Regions from separate parts of the Homo sapiens genome. Here region 1 is linked to region 2. The links are chromatin contacts, found by Hi-C or POLR2A ChIA-PET in ENCODE. All regions are on one chromosome and are shown on one strand. Each heading gives the region's core, a stretch centred on a gene start or an enhancer-like site at or near the end of the contact. The rest is flanking DNA. Distances are from core to core; before and after follow the strand shown. Region 1 has its middle 25 kb from the start of TMCC3. Region 2 has its middle 72 kb from the start of MIR492.

What was found. A loop is a pair of places that touch in the nucleus more often than their neighbours do. ChIA-PET counts read pairs that join two places held with the same protein, here RNA polymerase II (POLR2A). Pooled maps may share reads with other maps.
Region 1: a map of heart right ventricle shows a loop between it and region 2 (1.9-fold over the local background). The contact joins two enhancer-like sites. A Hi-C loop is called at or near these places in 2 of 168 maps with a recorded cell type or tissue (heart right ventricle and motor neuron), 3 of 37 single-sample maps with no recorded cell type and 3 of 50 pooled maps. POLR2A ChIA-PET finds 5 or more read pairs at or near these places in 3 of 52 experiments (PC-9, activated B cell and activated T-cell).

Annotation. Positions count from the first base shown.
Region 1 is chr12:94,674,028-94,677,714 of GRCh38, forward strand. No RefSeq gene overlaps it. Among named protein-coding and RNA genes, the nearest start is that of TMCC3, 25 kb to the left of the region's middle. RefSeq lists enhancers at 1,943-2,052, 2,643-2,752. Within about 2 kb of position 2,149, at least 20 of the 41 ENCODE cell types and tissues checked have a DNase peak (open chromatin) inside an H3K27ac peak, as active enhancers do; they include PC-9, where a contact is called at or near this core.
Region 2 is chr12:94,760,874-94,764,488 of GRCh38, forward strand. No RefSeq gene overlaps it. Among named protein-coding and RNA genes, the nearest start is that of MIR492, 72 kb to the right of the region's middle. RefSeq lists a silencer at 1,646-1,695 and an enhancer at 2,016-2,075. Within about 2 kb of position 1,883, at least 7 of the 41 ENCODE cell types and tissues checked have a DNase peak (open chromatin) inside an H3K27ac peak, as active enhancers do; they include PC-9, where a contact is called at or near this core.

The DNA of each region.
Region 1 (3,687 bases), core at 899-3,398, 87 kb before region 2:
TGGCAAACTGGGTTATTATTTTTTTTTAATTTCAGATAACCTTCTCTCAATTGTCAAGGGTATATTCAGCAAATCAAATCGACTTCCCTCAGCATCATAAATCCCATTTGTATCCTAGTAGAAACACACATTTCCTGAGAAAGGGAGCTGGGTCTTAAAAAAGGAAGTTGAAGTTTTTAAGCTGGAGATAAGGCATTTCAAAAGGGAAGAAACTTTTGGCAGGACTCGAGTGCATCCTGCACTAATGGAAATTGGAAACCCATCCTTCATTTCATGAACATTACTATACAAAATGTAAAACATATTGGTACCACAGCAACCAACTCTGCATAATGTACTTGCAGCTTCAAATGGCAACCCTGGGGGAGATAAAAGTTGATTTTTTTTTTTTGCTATCATGAAATGTTGGAATTTCTTAATTCCACAGATATTAGCAAGTGTATATTTCATGCCAGGAAATGTTCTTGGCTCCAAGGATATAGCAGTGAACACAATTAGGTTGCTGGCTTCATGGAGTTATATTTGGAGGTGGGAAATTTTAAAAATTACTGTATAATATAGCAGATTAGAATATATAGGGATGGTATAATATATATTATGGTATATTAGTATATATATTTATCATTATTACATGTGTCACATATAGAAACATAGTATATAATACCATATTATGCAATATAACAAAATATGTCAGGTAGATATAGATCATATCAGATGCTAGTAAATTTTAGAAAGCAGAGAAAAGGGGATAGATGAGTGTTGCATTTCTGAATAATATGTTTTGGGAAGTTCTCATGGATAGGCTGGGACACCTAACTAGAGAACTGAAGGAAGTGAGGGGGTGATACATGTAGAATATCTAGAAAAAGACCATTCTAGGCAAAAGGACCAGCAAGTGCAAAAGCTCCAAGGAAGGGGAGCACTTGATCCATTTGAGGAACAACAGCAAGAAAACCAGCATGGGTGGAGCAGAGTGAGCCGAGCAGGAGAGCGGGGAGGGTGGAGATGAGGTCAGAGAAGCAGCCTGGGGTTAGAAGAACAGCAGCGCAGATCCTGTGGCATTTTCTGGCAGAGTAAGGACTTTTTATGGGGGGGCCAGGGTGGAAGCCGGGAGGCTGATCAGGAGGCTATTGAAACAGTTCAACGTTTCTCTGCATCTGTCCCAGACCGTTCCCTTCCCATCTTGCTTTCTCTCCCAGACCACTGCTGGCTTTTTTTTTTTTTTTTTTTTTTTTAGATGGAGTCCCACTCTGTTGCCCAGGTTGGAGTGCAGTGGAGCAATCTCGCCTCACTGCAACTTCTGCCTCCCAGGTTCAAGCGACTGATTCTCCTGCCTCAGCCTCCCAAGTAGCTGGGACTACAGGCGCATGCCACGACACCTAATTTTTGTTTTTTTGTTTTTTGTTTTTTTTGAGATGGAGTTTCGCTCTTGTAGCCCAGGCTGGATTGCAATGGCACGATCTCGGCTCACTGCAACCTCCGCCTCCCGGGTTCAAGCGATTCTCCTGCCTCAGCCTCCCGAGTAACTGGGATTACAGGCTTGCGCCACCATGCCCAGCTAATTTTTGTATTTTTAGTAGGGACGGGGTTTCACCATGTTGGCCAGGCTAGCCTCGAACTCCTGACCTCAGGCGATCCACCCGCCTCAGCCTCCCAAAGTGTAATTTTTGTATTTTCAATAGAGACAAGGTTTCACTATGTTGGCCAGACTGGTCTTGAACTCCTGACCTCGGACGATCCGCCCACCTCAGCCTCCCAAAGTGCTGGGATTACAGGCGTGAGCCACCTGCCCGGCCATGGAGCCTCTTGCTCCTATGTCTCTTCTGACCTCCAGCCTTACTCACCCATCCATCCAGTTCATCTACACATGGATGGCTCAGTATGTTCAAGTGTGCCCGCCTTCCTCCATGCCCCTCTGGCTCCTCTAGGATCCCACCTTTCAGCAAATGGCACCACCACTTAGTTGCTTAAGACTTCTCTTGGGAGTGTCCCTCCTTTAACACCTCACATCCAGGGACTCACATCCAGAGTCCTGTTGCCGCAGACGCATTTCATTTCCTTTCATGATAACACAGAGGAGTAGAAGGGGCCAAAGGCATAGGAGGAAAACAAGAAAATACAGTGTCACCGGAACCAGGGGAAGTGTGTTGATAAAAGCAGTGGTTAGCATGTACTTCTCACTGTAGCAGACACTATGCTCACCACTTCCCACAAACTATGTCATTTAGACCTCGCTACAATCTGAGGAGGAAGGTGCTACGCCCATTTTGCAAATAATTTAGAGAAGTAAATTTCCCAAGGTCACAGTGTGTACTAAATCCCCTAAGAGAAATAAATTGAGTCTGAAAAACTCAAGTCCACTGAACTGAGTCATGTGGAGACCACCGGTGACCTTAACAAAAACCTGGCCAGTGTCCAGCCGGAAGAAGAGTGAGAAACAAGAGGGAGATGAGAAAATAAGGACAGGAAGTTAGCCAACTCTCTCCAGGGTTGGCCTGCAAAGCAGACAAGGAGGAAGATAAGGCTATAGTTGAAGGGAGGGCAGAGGGGCTGGGCACGGTGGCTCACGCCTGTAATCCCAACACTTTGGGAGGCTGAGGTGGGTGGATAACTTGAGGCCAGGAGTTCCAGACCAGCCTGGCCCACATGGCGAAAGCTTGTCTCAAAAATAAAAACTAAAAAAGAGAGTGCTGGGGGAGTGTCTAGGGAAGGTTTTATTTTAGGTGACAACAAAGTAATTTAAATTTCTAAAACTCAACCCCTTTGCAGAGTGTGGGTTAGCATGTCTATGTGAGCAATCAGCACAGAGAAGGTATTTGTTTTCTCTGCTTCCTGCTCCAAGGAAATTCAGATTTTGCTTATGAGTTTGGTTTAAAAAATCATTGGCTATGCATAAAATTTGCGTCCCATATCCTAGAAGATGGGAAAAGCTATAGAACAGAAGGTGTATAACTGGGTCAACAAAATAAACAAAAAGAGGATCTACTCTGGTTTTCTTGGGAAGCTGAAAAATCAGTGCTTTAGAAAAAACCAGTCAAGCCAGACTATTCTGTCACAATGTGGTGGAGAAACCCCAACACTGAACCCAAAAGCAGATGACCTAGTGGGCTGCTCTTTCCGGCCAGCCACTGTCTAGCTTTGTCATCTTGTATAAGTCACTCAATTCAGGGTCAGCATCCTCTGTGGATCAAGGAGCTAATATTTATTATGCCACACTTGGTTCTGGGCAGAATCAAACAACTGAATCAGCCAGAAGATTGACAGAGGATGCATGATTTCAAACAACTGAAATCAGCCAGTAAAAACGCTTTATACAAATGCAAGGTATTCCCAATATCTATCATAATTGAAGGTAAGCATTAAAAGATACTTATGGGCTAGGTACAATGGCTCACACCTGTAATCCCAGCACTTTGGGAGGCCGAGGCAGATCGCCTGAGCCCAGGAGTTCGATACCAGCCTGGGCAACATGGTGAAACCCCATCTCTACAAAATATACAAAAACTAGCCAGGCATGGTGGTGTGCACCTGTAGTCCCAGCTGCTCGGGAGACTGGGGTGGGGGGATCACCTGAGCCTGGGAGGTTGAGGCTGCAGTGAGCCGTGATGGCACCCCTACACTCCAGCCTGGGCAACAGGGGAGACTCTGTCTCAAAAAAAGAAAGAAGATATTGTACACAGTCTGGAA
Region 2 (3,615 bases), core at 633-3,132:
GGGCAAAAAAGTTTGAAATTCTTTCCAGTGTGGGAGAGTATCTAAGAAAGCAGATGCTGGTAGGAGTATAGATTGCAACATTCTTTCAAAGTAATTTGAAATCTTATTTAAAACATTTGTCTAACATGCAGACCCTATGATTCAGCAATTCTGCTTCTAGGAATGCGTCCTAATAAACATGGACACAAAGAAATATGTACAAGACAATCTTTCTAGTGATGCCTATAATAATAAAAGCTACTAAAACCACAAATGTCCATTCATAATGAGCTGTGAGTAAATTATGTTATAAAATGGAATAGTATGCAGTCATTAAAACTGATAACACAGTTATTTTGATTTAGAAATATATTTATGTTATTAAAGAAAAAGGTAGGTTATGAAACTATATATTATATAGCATGTGATGTCACTTTTGTTAATACATACACAATGACCATAAATTAAAATGTGTTAAGCAATTTATACACACCTACACACACATATAAATCGAAAAAGTGTCTCTAATTCTCTTTAAAATACTCCAGCACAAACAGTATGGTATATAGGTGTATGAGTCTTAATTTATACTCTAGGGGCAGTTGCTTAGCATTTGAAAGACTTTAACAAAAAATTGGTATTTCCAAAAAAATTGGCTATTATAAGGCTTCGGCTGCCTTTATCTTTAATAAACATCAGACGGTTTGTTAATAAGCATAGTGGATATTAGAAATTATTTTGGATGAAAATAGGTGTTCAAAATACAGTTATGCACTGCTTAACTACGTTTCAGTCAATGGACTGTGTAGAAACAATGGTGGCTCCTTAAGATTATAATGGAGCTGACAAATTCCCATCCTCCTCTAGTGACTCACAGCCGTCATAATGCTGCAGCGTAATACATTACTCATGTGTTTGTGGTGTTGCTGGTGGAAACCAACCTACTACTCTTCCATTTGTGTAAAGTGTAGCACATACAGCTATGTACAGTACATAATACCTGATAATAAAACAACTATGTTACCAGTGTATGTATTTACTATGCTATACTTTTTATTGTTATTTTAGAGTGTACTCCTTCTACTTATGAAAAAAAGAGGTTAACTGTAAAACAGCTTCAGGCAGGTCCTTCAGGAGATATTCCAGAAGAAGGCATTGTTATCATAGGAAATGACAGCTTCAAATGTGTTATTGCCCCTGAAGACCTCCCAGTGGGACAAGACGTGGAGGTGGAAGACAGTGAAACTGATGATCCTGACCCCGTGTAGGCCAAGGCTAATGTGTGTGTTCGTGTCTTAGTTTATAACAAAAAATTGAAACAGTAAAAATATAAATAATAGAAAAAAGCTTACAGAATAAGGATATAAAGAAACTATTTTTTGTATAGCTATCCAATATATTTGTGTCCTAAGTGTTATTATGAACGTGTCAAAAGTTTCTTAAAATTTATTTTTAAAGTTACAGTAAGTTAAGGTTTATTATTAAAGAAAAAATTTTAAATGAATATAGTGTAGTCTTAGTATACAGCGTTTAAAGTTTACACTTGTGTGAGTGGTCACATTCACTTACCACTCACTGATTCACCCAGGGCAACTTCCAGTCCTATAAACTCCCTTCATGGTAAATGCCCTATACAGGTGTGCCATTTTTAATCTTTTATAACCCACTGTGTTTTTACTGTACCTTTTCTGTTTAGATATGTGTAAATACACAAATACCACCATGTTACAACTGCCTATTCAGTATGGTAACACTTTGTATTGGTTTTTAGCCTAGGAGCAACAGGCTACAGCATATAGTGTAGGTGTGTAGTAGGCTATGCCATCTAGGTTTGTATAAGTACACTATGATGTTTACACAATGACAAAATTGACTAACGATACATTTCTCAGACCATATCCCTGTTGTTAAGCAATGCACGACAGTGCAGTAAGGGCTCACTTCATGTCATCAACAGGAAACTGCAACTTTCAGTGAAACAACATATAGTGAAACTGATTTTGCCACAGGCTAATTGAGATCAACAAGAGCTAAGTTCTTATGGCATATTTCTGATCACAAAAAAAATCACAAAACTTCTAAATAAAAACCAAAACATTTATAATATTAAACACTGAAATACATGTGAGCTATACATACATTTAAGTAAGGTTAATAAACACAAGGAAGATAATTATTTGCCCAGTTATTCCTGTTTCAGGGTCAAGGGTAGCTGGAGCCTGTCCCGGCAGCTGAGGCTGCAACATTGGGACCCATCCTGGACAGGATACATCCCCTAGCAGGGTGCACTCAGACCCACACCCCCACCACACACACCCCTGCCACACACACACACACACACACGCTCTCTCTCTCTCACTCAGGCTGGGACCACATGCCAGTTAACCAAACATGTACATCTCTGCGATGTAGGAGGAAATTGGGAGACCTGGAGAAAACCCATGCAGATGTGGGAGGATGTGCAAACTCCACACAGACAGGGGCCCCAGCCAGGAACAGACTTTCTCATCAAGGTGATCATGAAATGACACCGATTGAAATGACATCATTTGAGGACTTGCTGTATATGGATCAGCTGGAAATGCTGTACAGGCCACTCCGCCTTCTTATGACCAGGGTGTGAGAATTCAGCAACGCCAGCAGCCTCCATCCCTCCAGTCTTACGTTATGGAGGATTCTGTGGCCTGCGTGACTCTAAGTAAAGTTAGCTCAATGCTATGGCTACAACACTGCTGCTGCACAGGCCACAGGAGAGCCTTTCATGCAAGGTGTTTGTCTAAGCGGCTGAAAGCTGGGAGCTTGGGCCTCTCCAGCGCAGTTTACAGCACAGGCTGTGTGCCTGCTTGGTCATGCATGTTTGTCCCCGTAGCAGGATTGGTTTGAGAACTGCTCTTGCTTTCTCCTTTCACCCTTACAGAGGTTGTGGAGTAGAGATCTGTCATCACTGGAGGCTCCTGGTATCAACCATACATAACCTATTAGCTGTGAACCACTAAACTGGCTTAGGTCAGTTTACCACAAAGGCTGTGTATGCCTGAACTTCAGCAGTGATTATCTACAGATGGTGGGATTATACAATTCCAACCCCCACCCCCCAACTCCCTTTGTGCTTATCTGTTTTCTAATTCTTCCTATAATATGTATGTATTTGTACAAGGTGGGTGGGTCACTTGAGGTCAGGAGTTCAAAACCAGTCTGGCCAACATGGTGGAACCCTGTATCTACTAAAAATACAAAAAAAATTAGCGGGGTGTGGTGGCAGGTCCCTGTAATCCCAGCTACTTGGGAGCCTAAGGCAGGAGAATCTCTTGAACCCGGGAGGTGGAGGTTGCAGTGAGATGAGATCCCACCACTGTACACCAGCCTGGGCAACAGAGCAAGACTCTGTTGAGAGAGAGAGAGACAGAGAGAGAGAGAGAGAGAGAGAGACGGAGAGAGAGAGAGAGAGAGAGAGAGAGAGAGAGAGAGAGAGAGAGGTATTATTTAAATAATAAATAAATAACAAGAGACTTAAGTAAACTGCACAGACAGCACTGTCACCACCTACTGGCAAAAACAGAGAAAGACCATTGTAGGTGAACGCTGACTGCTTAACAGCAGAGAAGGCGGCTTGCAGTTAGACTTTTCAGTTTCCAG